2 separate regions of the Homo sapiens genome follow, and region 2 is linked to region 1. A link is a loop called in an ENCODE intact Hi-C map of the cell type or tissue named here. Cell type or tissue: PC-3. All regions are shown on one strand.

Evidence for each region. Peaks named below come from ENCODE experiments on the same cell type or tissue, not always from the same donor. Only the 100,000 strongest peaks of a DNase experiment are listed, where the experiment ranks them.
Region 2: it touches region 1 in a loop (11-fold over the local background); 3 of 110 quality-filtered maps call a loop at or near these places.

The regions. Positions count from the first base shown.
Region 1 is chr22:19,492,324-19,500,323 of GRCh38, forward strand. It overlaps CDC45 (cell division cycle 45), which reads left to right. Exons shown (of 19, transcript NM_003504.5): 6 at 2,004-2,059; 7 at 3,658-3,706; 8 at 5,063-5,124; 9 at 6,778-6,828. Among named protein-coding and RNA genes, the nearest start is that of CDC45, 16 kb to the left of the region's middle. RefSeq lists a silencer at 6,291-6,507. In PC-3, a CTCF peak has its summit at 3,762 (motif pointing right); a DNase peak (open chromatin) is centred at 5,098; H3K27ac peaks cover 919 bases.
Region 2 is chr22:19,568,553-19,576,552 of GRCh38, forward strand. No RefSeq gene overlaps it. Among named protein-coding and RNA genes, the nearest start is that of LINC00895, 5.7 kb to the left of the region's middle. In PC-3, no CTCF peak of the experiment used is centred here; DNase peaks (open chromatin) are centred at 179, 549 and 3,689; H3K27ac peaks cover 3,773 bases.

The DNA.
Region 1 (8,000 bases):
TCTGTCCCCTTCATTCTGCTCTCGAGCCTATTTGCTGAGTTAATATTCCAGTTGTATTTTTCAGTTCTAAACTTTCTTCTATATATATATATTTTCTTTCTTTCTTTCTTAAACTTTGTTTAGAACACTTGTCTCTTCTTTAGATCTCTTATTTCTTTGCTGAGGCTTCCCGGCTTTCATTTGTTTCAATCGTTTGTCATTGCTCGTTGAAGCATTTTTATGATGGCTGCTTTAAAATCTTGGGCAGATAATTCTAACAACTCTGTCATCTTGCTGTTGGCATCGGTGGGTTTTCTTTTTTCATTCATTTTGAGATCATCCTAGTTCTTGGTATGATGAGTAATCTTCAAATGAAACCAGGAGATTTTTGTATTATGTGATGAGATTTCGTGTCTTCTTTAAGTCTTCTGTTTTAGTTGGCTTTCTCTGACACGGCTCAAGCAAGGAGAGTGAGTGATGCCAGGTAGAGGTAAAAGATCAGGTTCCCCACCTGATGTCTATCACCTGGGGCAGTGAAGGTCCAGGCTTCCCACTTTGCTGCCTCTTACCCTCCTAGCAGGGAGGGGAGGAATTTCTCATTACTAGAAGGTGGGGGTGGAAGTCTGGGTTCTCCCACCATTGGTTCTCCCACCCAGAGGTGGGGTGTGGACTTGTCACCAACCAGCAGGGGTTGCAGTCTCAGTTCCCTCCTTGGCCTCTCTGATACCACCAGACAGAGGGCTTGGGGTGCCTTGCTACAGCTTCGCAAGGATGGGAGCCTAGGCTCCCACTGGGCCTTTGCTGGGGTGGATATGGATGTTCTTGGTGGTGTTGGCTAGAGTAGATGGGCTACTGCCTAAAAGCTTTCTGTCTTGGGAGGTTGCTCCTTCCCAGTCCTTTGACTAGACAGAGCAGCTTTTGTGGGTTTTTTTTTTTGTTGTTTTGTTTTGTTTTGTTTTGTTTTGTTGTCTGCACCTGTTGGTATTTCTAGGTTGCTGGCTTTTCAGCTCCAACTCTGGCATATATGAACCAGAAGGAAAACTCAAGGAACACTGTGTTGTTCCTCATGTCCCAGAGTCCCTAACTGCTCTGCCTTCACCTCTACCTTTCAGAGTCTTACTTTGTTTTTTTTTTTTTGTTGTTGTTGTTTGTATGTTTCTGAGGCAGAGTCTTGCTCTGTTACCCAGGCTGGAATGCAGTGGCACAATCTCGGCTCACTGCTACCTCCACCTCCTGGGTTCAGGCAGTTTTCCTCCTCAGCCTCCCAAGTAGCTGGGATTACAGGCATGTGCCACCACGCCCGGCTAATTTTTGTATTTTAAGTAGAGACGGGGTTTTACCATGTTGGCCAGGCTGGTCTTTAACTCCTGACCTCATGTGATCCGCCCGCCTGTCTCCAAAGTGCTGGGATTACAGGCGTGAGCCACTGCGCCCAGCCTTACTTTGTTTGATCTATGATGTCGAAGGGTTTTCGGTATATTTAATGAATGTATGGGGAAAAACATATCTACTCCATTTTCCCAGAAGCAGGAGTCTCGGGACCATGGATTTCTAAACCTACCACATTATTCCAGGCCTTTGTTGTGAAGATTAAACGAGGTTGTGCCTGTAACATTAGAATAGTTCCTAACGCATGGTAGAATATAAGAAATGTTAGCTCTCATCCATCCTGATGTGGAAGCTGGTACAAAGTGGGTGTGAGCTTACCTTGGATCCCATAGTGCTGTGGGTGACAGCAGCTAGGGTGGATGAACACAGTTTTGCCTGGAGCAGGTGCTTGGGAAGCCCCTACTCTTTCTGCCCATGGTGTCTGGAGAGCTGGGAGCCAGAAGGGGTCACAGCCATCCCTTGCCTCCATGCCTCTCTTCCGTAGGAACAGGCTGTGCTCGGGGCACTGGTGTGACCGTGTTCTCTCTCAGGGGTCTGGGCCTACTGACTTCTGCCAAATTGGAACCTTCTTGGGCTGTGGGGATAAATTCCTGGTGCATTTGCTCCACCTTTTGTTCTCTTTGTCCCTGTATCAGGAGATAGTGGAGCAAACCATGCGGAGGAGGCAGCGGCGAGAGTGGGAGGCCCGGAGGTGAGTCTGTGCTTCCAGCTGCTCCCAGCACCAGAAGCCCACTTGCCTGGGGGTCTGTGGTGCCACCCATACCTCTGACTTCCTGTCTCAGGATAATTTATTGAGTTTAGAACCTTTGGGCCAGTGGCTCTGGGAGTGAACCTGTGGCCGCTGCATTGGAGAAGAGCTCCAGGTTGTTCGCCGGTCCCATGAGTGACAGGACAGCCCCAAGGTCTCCCAGGTACATGCCATCCATTAGAGACCATGGCCCTGGCTCTTTATTTTTATCAAGTTTTTCCAATGTAGATACTTTGATTTACAAATTATTTATAAGAAGTGCTCTAAAATGAAAATATTGGAAAGGTTATTCTAGCTTGAAGTGAGCATGCAGCAGCGCCCTTGAGGTGGGTCCCGGGGGAAGCCCTTGCTGGATCTCTCATGGAAGGTCTCCCAGGCCATCCAGCTGATGTTCCCCCTGTTTCAGCTGAGGGCATGCACTCCTGCCGCTGCCACAGGAGGAAGGCTGCCCCCTCGGATAAGGACAACGTAAGACAGGTGTGGTGGCTCATGCCTGTATTCCCAACACTTTGGGAGGCCCAGGCAGGAGAATCCAGGAGAGTTCAAGGCTGCAGTGAACTATGATTGTGCCATTGCACTCCAGCCTGGGTGACAGAGCGAGACCTTGTCTCTAAAAACAAACCAAAAAAGGATAATATAAAACCATTTCAGGAAGCATAAGGAAAGAAAAGTGAAAATAATCCATAATCACACTGCCTAATTAAAAGAGATTCTGGGTTTGGGTTTCTATTCCTGGGTTATACATACTTGTGCATATTTTACATGATACATCTGATTTTGCATCTTTCTACTTAATATAACCATTTAAAATAGTTCTGAACAGGCTTTCTAAACAGCCTAGTACTTAATTGGCAGTTTCCCTTCTTTTTGAAATGTAGGTTACTTCCAATATTTTGCCATTATAAATAAGGCTTCAGTGAATTACTTTGTGCACACAGCAAGTTTTGTCTTGCTTTTTCCTTTGAATTGTAATTATGGGACAATTTCTCTGAAATGGAATTCTGAACTATACCACTTTACATCATACATTGCCACTGGCAGTTTGTGTTAATTTCCCAACGTTACACATATACATTCTGCTAAAGAGTCAATAAGTGGCCAGGTGTTGTGGCTCATGCCTATAATCCCAATACTTTGGGAAGCCAAGGTGGAAGGACTGCTTGAGCCCAGGAGTTTGAGACCAACCTGGACAACATAGTGAGACTTTGTCTCTATTAAAAAATTTTTTTAAAATTAGCTGGGTGTAGTGGCACATGCCTGTAGCCCCATCTACTTAGGAGGCTGAGTTAGGAGGATCACTTGAGCCCAGGATGTCAAGGCTGCAGTGAGCTGTGATCACACCACTGCACTTCAGCCTGGGAGACATAGCAAGAACCTGTCTCAACAAAAAAGAAAAAACCAAGAGTCAATATGTGAAAACAAATAGTACCATGATTTAATTTGCATTTCATTGAATACTGTCAAGTTTAGCATTTTTCCAAAATATTTGGCTTCCTGTACTGCTACTTCCTGTTGAAGACCTGCATTTTATGTCATTACAGAAGAGACATCCTCTTTGACTACGAGCAGTATGAATATCATGGGACATCGGTAAGTATGAATAGGTGGAACTCACTATAAAGTTCTGACTCCAGGGGTCAGTGTCCTCAAATGTGAAGAAGAAACGTAGATTTTAGAGCCACAAAAGCCTGGTTTGAATCTGAGCTCCATGTCTTCCCCCTGTGTGACCTTGGGCAGGTGTTGCAAGCTCTCTGAGCCTTAAACATCTCCTCCTCTGTAAAGAGAATAATCCTCATTTCAGAGGTAATTATTAAAATGGTCGTTTGCACCCAATAGGTGATCAAAGAAGAGCAGCGTTTATTTTTGTTCATCAAAAACACAGAATGAGTTTGTACCAGTCTCTGTGCGAGAAGATAAAACGCTATAGACTTATAATGGCCCATCAGTGTGTGTCTTTTACAAAACAGAATTTAGTGTAGAAAACCTACTATGTCAATAGTGTTGAGCAGAGCTCAAGGCCTTAAGGAGCCCTAGAAAATAAGTTTCAATAAAACATCCTGTATTTAGTCTTAGAATTTAATACTGGGACCTTGAACTCTAAGCACCGTATTTCCAGTGTCCCTTTTATTGTCAAGGTTCCATTGTCCTTTGAAGGATCATCCTTTTGCTGTCTCTGCTCAGTCCTTGCTAATGGAAAATTCTAAACAGTTGGTGGGGAGGGTGCTGATGCTCACTTAGAGAAGATAACTCCCTCCAGATATATGGGGCCAGTTCCCTTGGAAATTCTCTCCCTGGAGGAAGCCCGCATCTCACGGCAAAGGGGATCTTAGGGTCTTCTGGTCAGACACCAGTCTTCCTCAAGGTCTTTTACCAAATAGAGACCCTCTGCTTATGGGAGTTAAATGCTCCGATGTGGACAGCCCTGTTGGAAAGAGAGGTGCTGAGGCCCCTCCCTCTTTAATATTCAAATAATTGGACCCAGGGCTCTGCCTCACCTGGCCTTCCTGGGAATGTGTTTGAGGACGCCAGCCAAGCAGGAGGAGTGTGCGGATGCAGAGCCAGGCAAATGATGGGGTCTCCTGGCCTTTGGGATTCAGTGCCTGCCTTGGGCATCACTGAGGAACACAGGGAGATACAAAGAGGCCCCAGCCAGTGCTGCACCCGGGCTGCCCCTACCAAGTGAATTCTTCCCTTGCTACAGGATAAAATATACAGACAGTAATGATTTTAGGTAGCAAAGGAGTTACTTTCAGTCTTCCTCTTCTCAGTTTAGCGTGTACTCATCCCACATGTCGGGCTGGAATCCACCCACATGCCCTGGCCAGGTAGACCCTCCATCCGCAGGGGTTTGCCAGGGCCCTTCTGGCTCAAGTCCAGTCTGGCTGCATGGCCCAGCCCCAGCACATGCCCCTCCCATGAGCCTTAGACTTCTCTGCTTCCTTACAGTCAGCCATGGTGATGTTTGAGCTGGCTTGGATGCTGTCCAAGGACCTGAATGACATGCTGTGGTACGTAGCCCCTGCGGCAGCTGTGTGGGAGTATTTGTTGCCTTGGTCAGTGCCACATAAGCAGCTCTGTCCTCCCACAGGGAGGGTGTTTCCCTTGTCCCCACCAGGAGTGTCAGATGCAGCCCCTTTCTGGGTATGTGTGTGATTTTGGTCTTTTTCCTAACTGTGAAGCCCTGGGAGCTTCACACAAACATGGGACTTGGAGTGTCGGAGAATGCAGAGGAAGAGAATACAGTACAGCTTCACCTTCCCCACTCCTGCTGCTCAGCCTGTACTCAGTAAAGTCAAGTGACAGGAGGAGTGTGAGATTTGAAGGAGGCAGCCTTTGCAGTGGCTCACATCCTTAATTCTACATCCGTAATCCCAGTACTTTGGGAGGCCGAGACAGGAGCATCACTTGAGTGCAGGAGTTTGAGACTAGCCTGGGCAATGAAGTGAAACCCTGTCTCAAAAAAAAAAATTGTCTGGGCATGGTGGCTCACCCCTGTAATCCCAGCACTTTGGAAGGTCAGGAATTCGAGACCAGCCTGGCCAACATGGTAAAACCCTGTCTCTACCAAAAATAGAAAAAAAAAAATTAGCCAGGCGTGGTGGTGGGTGCCTGTAATCTTAGCTACTCAGGAGGCTGAGGTAGGAGAATCGCTTGAATCCGGAAGGCAGAGGTTGTAGTGAGCCGAGACTGCGCCATTACACTCCAGCCTGGGCGACAAGAATGAAACTCTGTCTCAAAAATTAGCCAGGTGTCATAGTGTGTACCTGTAGTCCAAGCTACTCAGGAGGCTGAGGTAGGAAGATTTCCTGAGCCCAGAAGTTCAGGGCTGCAATGAGCTACAATTGTGCCATCGTACTCCAGCCTGGGTGACTGAGTGAGATGCTGTCTGCAGAAAAGGAGGCAGCTCTTGCTAGGCATCCTTGCAGTCCTGGCACACGGTGGCAAAATTTGATGTAGGAAGAACCATCCCTCCTCTGAGTCCGCTGTGCGGGCTGCACCTGGCATGACCGAGCACAGTGGGGCCCAGTCACTCTTGCTGTGGGCTGGCCGTCATGCTGGGGAAGCCAGGCCTTGCCTGGGTCTCAGGTAAAAGATGAGCCTGAAGATGGGAGCCTTGAAGGCTCACCAGAGGCCTAAACACTGCTACTCTACATCCTGCTACTTTAAGCTGCAGGATGAGTAGATGTGAACACAACTAGGGCCCCCTGTGCTGGGGGCATGTGCCATGAGGGGCTCAGAGAGATGAAGTGATACCAGGGTCACCAACAGCTCAGCACAGGCCTCTGCCATGATACTGTATCAACTCCACTCCGAGTGTTGGGGTCAGGAGTGCAGGACAAGAGCAGAGCATGGCCTAGGAGTGGGTGGGAGTGCTGGCTCCTATTATAGCTGCCATGGCTCTCCTGGGAGGTTTTCCTCCTCTGAGTACCTAAAGCTCCCACAGTGGCAGACACTGCACTGCAAGGCCCCAATTACCCTTCTAACCTCTTCACCTCAAGGAGAGAGGCCACCTGACTGAGGCAAGCCAGGGTCTGGCCCCACTGGCAGGACATTCCCCAGAGTGCTGAGCTTGGGCCCGTTCCATCATCTCACTCCATCCCCCAGGCCTCATTGAGCCCAGGTGGGCTATAGGCCGGCTCCACTGCCTTCTCTTCTTCCAGGTGGGCCATCGTTGGACTAACAGACCAGTGGGTGCAAGACAAGATCACTCAGTAAGGACACACTCCCTTGCCTTGCAGGGTCAGCCCTGTGCTGTGGCCAGGTGCACAGCCTGACCATAGCCACTAAGTTTTTAGCAGGGTCCCTGTAGGGTCCTATTGAGAAGTGAGGACTGGCCCTCCTCCTTGGGCCCAAGCATTTGTCACTGAGGAAGGGCTAACTGAGTACCAGCCGAGTGACCGTGGCCTTGTGTGGCGTCTTCATCTGGCAGGTAGAGCCAGCCTCCCCAGTTCTCTCCCAGTGCCCTGCTTGTGCTGGGTGCTACCAGCAGGGCCAGGCTTAGAGGCAGGTGCTGAGGTGTGGCCCTTGCAGTAGGTGGGGGGATGGGGGAAGACAACACAGGAGCAGGTTGGGGGCGGGATGAGAGCCCCTAGTGAGGACCCTGAGTATCTTGCCAAGCAGTAGGGGTTTGACCCCAAAGGTAAGGGGAAGGCTCCAAAGGTAAGGGGTCTGGTGTGAAGCAGAACCCCTTTTGCCCTCAGTGGTGGGCTCCCCATCTGATAGACTGACGGTGAGCTGCAAGGCTGCCTCAGAATGCAGATGCTGCAGGGCGAAGTGGGGGTTGGCTTCTTCTTTCATCCCTGCTAATGCACGAAGTGGCCCAACCTTCTCTAGTGGCCATCAGGCAGAATCTCTTAGGGATTGGCATGGACCTAGACCCCAACATGCTGGTCCTCTCCTAGGGGACCCATGTAGATGTCCCCAGGCTGTCACCTGGCACAGCCCTAGGCGCAGCCTCCAATTGGGTGCTGGTCTCCTCATGCAGTTTGAATAGGCCCCATGCCACTATTTCCTGCCTCCCCAGCCCTGCCCCTGTCTGGATCCTGCAATAAGGCCCACAAGGCAGGAGAAGCCCAAGTTTCAGGCCTGGAGCTACGGCCTGGACAGGTCACCTTGGCACAGCCCACTGCCCTGTTGGGCCCTGAGTCCCTTCGTGTGTTAAGAGTAGCATGGAATTTGTGCACAGATAATGTAGGGGCTAGAAACACCATGGTGTATGCACTGATAGGCACTGTTCCTGGTCTGTAGCAGTCTCTCAGGTGAGGCCCCCACGGTCACTGTCCTGGTTGGTGGCCCTTTGGAACCTAGAGTGGGGTCTTCCTGCTCTCATTGTGCTCAGTGGCACTTCCTGTACAGGATCTGTACCTGAAACTGTCCCTATAAA
Region 2 (8,000 bases), 76 kb after region 1:
GGCTGGGGGATGGTGGGGTGGGGAAGTGCAGGATGAGGAGGGAGGGCTGAGGTGAGGTCAGTGCTGCACACCAGGTGCATGAGGCCTGGGGAGCATCTCCATGGAGGTACCTAATGGCAATTTACTAGCCAAGTCATCTTGACCAGTTCACTTAGCCTTGGCGATTTGCCTCATATTGCAGAATGTGGATGACAAGACCTACCTCATAATGTTGGAGTGATTCACTCAACGAGTATTTACTGAGTATCTGTTGGTGTTCTGGGTGCCAGGGATTCAGCTGGATGGCCTCAGCAGAAAATACACAGGAAATATGGGTTGAGCTAAAAATCAAGGGCCCAATTAGAACAGATTTGACTATCATCCATATTAACACTCCCAGAAAAGAGGGAGATGAGCAGAGAGAGAGAGAGAGAGACTTTTCCAGTTGCAAGGCAAGAGTAGGCTGCAGGGTCACCTTGTGCTGGCTGGCAGGAGCCAGGGGCTGGCATGTATCCTGTTTGGCCAAACCATCATTAAGTGGCAGTTCGAGAATAGGCCCTCTAAGCTCTTGCACTGGTGTCATAACATCTGGGGATTTCCTGTGTGTCAGTGTTTGTGTGGATAGAGGGAGCTGGTGGTAAGTGTTCAGCCAGGTGCATCCAAGATCCCAGGGTCTCATGGGAGGACCCAGGGCTGGAACTGGCCTCCTCATACCGCTGTACAGCTCTGCCTGGAGCCTGGAGCCTCCTCCTCTGCTGAGTGGTGCTCTCAGCACAAAATGAGTGTTATCAAAGGGGCATATATTCTGCACTCACTAGCTGCACAAGAGAAGAACAGCGGTTGTTGGTATGCCTTATAACTACTCTTCAGAATACACACCCCTTTGACAACATTCACTTTGTTCTCAACCATAAACAACCACACCCCTTGTTTATGGTTGAGAAGATGAAGGCCTGGTGGAATTAGCTTCTTGCCAGAGACTACACTGTGGCCAGAAGGACTCTGCCTTTTCCTTGGCTATCTGAGCTTCATCTCAGAGGTGTTTAATTGCTCCAGCCAGATCCATGTGAATAGCAAATTAAGCCCACACAGTGGCTCATGCCTGTAATCCCAGCACTTTGGGAGGCCGAGGTAGGCGGATCACTTGAGGTCAGGAGTTTGAGACTAGCCTGGCCAATATATGAAACCCTGTCTCTACTAAAAACACAAAAAAATTAGCCAGGTGTGGTGGCACACGCCAGTAGTCCCAGCTACTGAAGCGGAAGCTACATCGAGTTGAGATCGTGCCACTGCACTCCAGCCTAGGTCACAGAGCGAGACTCCATCTTAATAAATAAATAGCAAATTAATGTTTTAAGTGAAGTAACAATAACGGTTTACTCTGATTTAATTTACAAATAAACATGGAGTTTTTGTTTATAAATTTTCACCAAATTTAAAATCTTCAAAGGCTAATTAAAATAGTTAATATTTATTGAGTGCTTCATATGTATTTTCTCATTTGATTTTCACAACATCCCCATGAGTTAGATATGATTATCATTGCCATTTTACTGAAAGTAAGGTTGGAGCAAGGTGGAGTAGGATGGAGTAAGGATGAGGTTAAGGGTGGAGTAAGGTTGGTATACGGTGGCTAAAGTTGGGGTAAGGTAAAATAAGGTTAGGGTAAGGTGGGATAAGGTTGAGGTAAGGCGGAGTAAGGTTGGGGTAAGGTGGGCTAAGATGAAGTAAGGTTTGGCAAAGTTGGGGTAAGGTTGGAGTAAGATGAGTAAGGGGGTAAGGTTGGAGTAAGCTTGGGGTAAAGTGGGGGTAAGCTTGGGGTAAGGTTGGAGTAAGGTTGGGGTAAAGTTGGAGTAAGGATGGGGTAAGGTGGGGTAAGGCTGGGATAAGATAGAGCAAGGTTGGGGTAAAGTGGGGTAATGTGGGGTAAGGCTGGGATAAGATAGAGAAAGGTTGGGGTAAAGTTGGAGTAAGGATGGGGTAAGGTGGGGTAAGGCTGGGATAAGATAGAGCAAGGTTGGGGTAAAGTGGGGTAAGCTTGGGGTAAGGTTGGAGTAAGGTTGGGGTAAAGTTGGAGTAAGGATGGGGTAAGGTGGGGTAAGGCTGGGATAAGATAGAGCAAGGTTGGGGTAAAGTGGGGTAATGTGGGGTAAGGCTGGGATAAGATAGAGAAAGGTTGGGGTAAAGTTGGAGTAAGGATGGGGTAAGGTGGGGTAAGGCTGGGATAAGATAGAGCAAGGTTGGGGTAAAGTGGGGTAAGGTGGGATAATGCTGGGATAAGATAGAACAAGGTTGGGGTAAAGTGGGGTAAGGTTGGGGTAGGGTGGCCTACAGTTGGAGTAAGGTGAGGTAAAGTTAGGGTAAGGCTGGGGTAAGGTGGAGGGTAACTTTTCAGATGTGATACTGTTTTTGCACGCCTTATCTTTCCCTTCTTGCTGCTCAGTTAGGAGCAGCTTTTCTCCTCAATTTAACTGAAGTGAGCATTTGCTGGAGAAGTTGAGGGAACACGCACATTGTGCAGCCCTGTTTGTCTGAGCTGAGGCTTGTGTTTGTCCTAGGAAGGGCCATTTGGGAGCTGTTTGAGATGGCATCTCACAGCGAGCAGAGGAGGGCACAGTCAGGGTGGTGATTGGGGTGAAAACTCTGCTCATGAAGAATGATTTGGTATGTGCACAGATGATAGCTTTTCTAAATCCTATTTTGTTTTTCTGAAAAATAAGTGACAGTAACCTGAACACCTTTGAGTTTCTCCAATGCTGGCTTAGTCTGAGGCTGGGGCCTGCCTGCCATCCCTTTCCCTCTCTCACTGAGTGGCTGCTGCTTGCCCGTCTCTGACCTTTGAGAGTCTCAGGTCTGATGGTGGTGGAGATGGAGCACAGGTGACTGATTCGGGGGACTCGGAGACACACCCCTTGGAGGAGGGACAGGGAGGGTTGGAGGTAGCTGGTTTCATGTGGGCAGAACACAGGACATAGACATCCTCTGTCAACGTTGGTCTTCTCTGTAGTATTTTGTGCAGGGTCCTGGTCAGTAAATCTGGCCAAGTGAGTCATCTGAAAGCAGTCATGTGATCTGTGTTGATAAGTGGATAAAGCATTGGCTTTCATCACTCTCTGGATTTGTTAGTGAACTTTAAAAAAGAAACCTTTCTTGTGCTTTTAAATAATGACTGTGTTTTTTAATCTTACCATTTAAATCTAGTTTTCCTGAAGATGCCTGTGTGCCTTTGGCCAACAGGATCTTTGTCCGAGGTGACAATGAAGATAGTATACCATGAGCCCATACTGCCTGCAGAGTCGTGGCTGCCAAAATTAACAGCTGTGGAATTATTTGTGACCCTGTTAAGGATAAACATATTTGTCCCTTTTCATTTTATGATCAGCAACTGCTAAAGTTCTTACTTGTAATTGCAATTTACTGCCCTCACTGTATTGCTTAGTTTAGAGGTGGACACAGAAAGAATGGAACATTTGTTTTCTTTTGGGTCTGAGCTATGAATTTGGGCCGCATTATCATGCAGGCCTTGGCCCCTCTGTCTCTGCAAGATTGGGCTTTCCTGTTTTTGTCATTCTCAGCTTACTTCGCAGGCATGCTTTGTGTAGAGGAGAAAAATACCCTCCAAAGAACCTCCCAAGGAGGTTACCAGGTACACGGTTCAGCCAAGTGGGTGACTCAATGGGATGCATCTCTTTGTGTTTGTCAGGGCCGGGAAGGGTGTGACAGCATGTGGGGAGAGACTCAGTTCCCAGCCAAATAACTTTACCACCTGAGCTATGAGGCAGTTCCTGCACATCACCACTCCAGCAGGGTCCAGCCTTGCTGCGGCAGAAAGCGAGTGTGTGGGAAAGCAAATGGCTCCACACGACGCTTGCAGTGTTCAGAGGGATGAGTATGAATTGTGTGTATCTCAGGGACCCCTTTGACCCATGAATACATGTATAGAGTATTCTCTATTATGTGGGTGAAGTGTATCTACTTACATACTTAAGTATTTGTGAGTAAAACGAGAAAAAAAAAAGATGTGAAGGATGGATAGAGAAAATAAAACAGCAGGAGGCTGGTAGTTCCTGAGGCTGGATGCTGGGCACATGGGCATCCATTCTACTCTTCTCTCTATACTTCTGTGTATATTTGAACATTTTCAAAATAAGAGGTTTTATTTTGTTTTTTGATTTTTTTTTTAGATGGAGTCTCACTCTGTCGCCAGGCTGGAGTGCAGTGGTATGATATAGGCTTACTGCAACCTCCGCCTGCTGGGTTCAAGCAATTCTCCTGCCTCAGCCTCCCAAGTAGCTGGGACTACAGGTGCGTGCCATCATGCCCAACTAATTTTTTTTGTATTTTTAGTAGAGACGGGGTGTCACCGTGTTGGCCAGGATGGTCTCCATCTCTTGACCTTGTGATCCACCCGCCTTGGCCTCCCAAAGTGCTGGGATTACAGGCGTGAGCCACCGCACCTGGCCTTTTCTCTTTCTTTCTTTTTTTTTGAGATGGAGTCTCACTCTGTAGCCCAAGCTGGAGTGCAGTGGTGCGATCTTGGCTCACTGCAACCTCTGCCTGTGGGGCTCAAGCGATTTTCGTGCCTCAGCCTCCTGAGTAGCTGGGACTACAGGTATGCGCCACCACACCCAGCTAATTTTTTGTATTTTAGTAGAGATGGGGTATCACCATGTTGCCCAGGGTGGTCTCGAACTCCTGAGCTCAGGCAATCCACCTGCCTTGGCCTCCCAAAGTGCTGGGATTATAGGTGTGAGCCACTGTGCCCAGACAGAATCAAAGGATTCTTTTTTTAAGTATGTACAGTATTTGTCTTAGTCTATTGTGCTGCTGTAACAAGATACTTGAGACAGGGTAGTTTATAAACAACAGATATTTATTTCTTACAGTTCTGGAGGCTGGGAAGTCTGAGACCAAGGCACCAGCATTCAGTGTCTGGTGAGGGCCTTCTTGCTGTGTCCCCATGGGGCAGAAGGCAGAAGGGCAGAAGGGCAGAAGGCAGAAGGGCAAAACCTGCCTCGCTGGTTCCTTCAAGCCGTTTTACAAGGTCACTGATCCTGTTTATCAGGGCTCCCCCTGCAGAACTTAATCACCTCCTAAAGGCCTTGTATCTTAATGCTGTCACATTGGCAGTTAAGTTTCAACACATGAATTTTGGGGGCATCCAGGCCATGACAGTTTTCAAACATTTTTCTGCATATGTAGGACCCATCAAACGCTGTACTCCTGCTCTGGTGCACACACTGAGCTGGGCATCTGGGTTCAACAATGCTTCACTTTCCTGGCACGCAGAGCTGAGGGGCAGGGACAGAGATGAAATCTCTGAGGCACAGTGATGGTATCATGGAAACCTTGAACTGAGGGGAGGGTCGGAGTTGGTTTCACTGAGGAATCGAGGACTGAGCTGAGAACCGAAGGATGACTGGGAACCTCCTGGGTGCTGTGGGACTGGGACTGGGGGCGAGGGAGAGGGAGTCTCAGATGGTGGGAATCCCCTGTGTAGTGGCCCTGGGGCCTGATGGTGGCCAGAGGATGGAGCCCAGAGGGAGGGGAGGATGGTGAGGCAGGGGTGGAAGGTAAGGGGTGTTCCAGGCCCGGTTAGGGGATTGGCCTTGGTATTCGTGCCATGGACAGCCATTGAGGCGTCTAAGCAGGGAGTAGCCACAGATCAGGCTCCTGTTTTCCAGCCACCGTTTATTTGTGGCTTGGAGGATGGATGGCACAGGCAGGCACTGGCATCCAGGTGAGAGATGACAGCTCCCCAGACTGAGGCTGTTGGGGGTGTGTGGTGGCAGGAGTGGGAGCAGAGGTGTGTTTGAGAGAGATGGAGGATGTAGTGGCGGTCTAGGCATGGGTCATGGGGAGGAGGGGTGAGCATAAACGGTGATGGAGCCATTGCAGAGATAGAACGCCAGAACAGGACCTGATGTGGAAGGGAAGACCAAGCCTTGTGTCTGACTTGGGTGGATCTGGAGGGAGATTTTGCAAAGCAACTTGGTCATGTAGACTTGGGGCTCAGAGGAGGCCCCTGGGAAATGAGTCTGAGGGACTCCTCCGCATGCAGACACTACTGAGAGTGTGGAGGAGTTGCTTAGGGAGAGGTATGAGCCAAGGGACCACATGAGGTGGCTCCAGCAGACTGTTGAGCCCCAGCTCGGGTCTTTTTAAAATTAAACAAGCCACACTTAGGTGTGCTTGTTGTAAAGATGTGAAGCCATAGCTACTATATACAGATGCAGACACTTGCAGACACTTTTCTAGACAGCACAGCTACACGTATGTACATATGCATATATATTATTTTCCGTTTTATGTAAATGGGATCATACCATCATCCCAGCAACTCATTTTTTTGAAGGTTTGTTTTCTGATTATAAATGTCATGCAAAGGTATAATGGGAGTCCTCTCCTAAAATCCCATTCTCCAGAGATAACATCATTGTTAACATAGTCCTTAAACGTTTTCTTCTATACCTATATAGTATTTTATTATATGGATGAATCATTATTTATAATTATTCCTCTGTGGAAGAACATTTAGGTGCCTGTAAGTTTTCTTCTGTTAAAATATAGCCCTACAGTGAACATTCTTGAGTGTGTGTATTCACTTGTGTGCATTTGTGAGTAGTTTTGCAGGCTGGGCTCCTCCAAGTGGAATTGCTAGGCTAAAGGGCATGTACCTTTTAGAGGTTTTTGTTTGTTTGTTTGTTTGTTTGTTTTTTGAGATGGAGTCTTGCTGTGTCACCCAAGCTGGAGTGCAGTGGCGCGATCTCAGCTCACTGCAACCTCCGCCTCCCGAGTTCAAACAATTCTCCTGCCTCAGCCTCCCAAGTAGCTGGGATTACAGGCATGCGCCAACAAGCCCAGGTGATTTTGTAGTTTTAGTAGAGACAGGGTTTCACCATGTTGGTCAGGCTGGTCTTGAACTCCTCCTGACCTGTAGTGACCCACCCGCCTTGGCCTCCCAAAATGTTGGGATTACAGGCATGAGCCACCACGCCTGCCCAACCTTTTAGAGTTTTAACAGATGTTGCTCCGTGGCCTGAGAATGCCTGTTTCCCCACACTTTCTCCAGCACTAGATTTAACCTAATCTGTTGGGTGAAAAAGGTTGTCTTATTGATGCCTTAATTTACATTCTATCCATGACTTGCAACTTTAAGCATCTTTTAAAATGTTTATTGGTTACAGGCAATCTTCATGAGAACATTGTATCCTCTGTCTGTTTTTCTTTTGGGTTTCCTTTATTTTTCCTTAATGGAGTTGAAACAGTTCTTTGCAGGATCTGGCAGTTGATTGACAGCTTCTTAATTCTAAGAATGCCCCCAACTTAAAAGCAGCCCTGGAGGGTCCCCTTCTTCCGTGTCACCCCCAGTGTCTTGTGTGAGTTGTCACCGGGCCCCACTTGTTTTCCTCTGAAGCATTCTGACAGCTCTGCTCGTGGCCCCTGCGTTTAAGAGACATGCTGGGCCGGGCGCAGTGGCTCACGCCTGTAATCCCAGCACTCTGGGAGGCCGAGATGGGTGGATCACGAGGTCAGGAGATCGAGACCATCCTGCCTAGCATGGTGAAACCCCATCTCTACTAAAAATACAAAAAATTGGCCGGGCATGGTGGCAGGCGCCTGTAGTCCCAGCTCGGGAGGCTGAGGCAGGAGAATGGTGTGAACCTGGGAGATGGAGGTTGCAGTGAGCCGAGACTGCGCCACTGCACTCCAGCCTGGGTGACAGAGAGAGACTCCGTCTCAAAAAAAAAAAAAAAGAGACATGCTGCAGGCCAGGCATGGTGGCTCATGCCTGTAGTCCCAACACTTTGGGAGGCCAAGGCGGGCGGATCACTTGAAGTCGGGAGTTTGAGACCACCCTGGCAAACATGGGGAAACCCCGTCCCTACCAAAAATACAAAACAGCTGGGCGTGGTGCCTGTAATCCCAGTTAACTCGGTAGGCTGAGGCAGGAGAATTGCTTGAACGCAAGAGGTGGAGGTTGCAGTGAGTCAAGATCATGTCACTGCACTCCAGCCTGG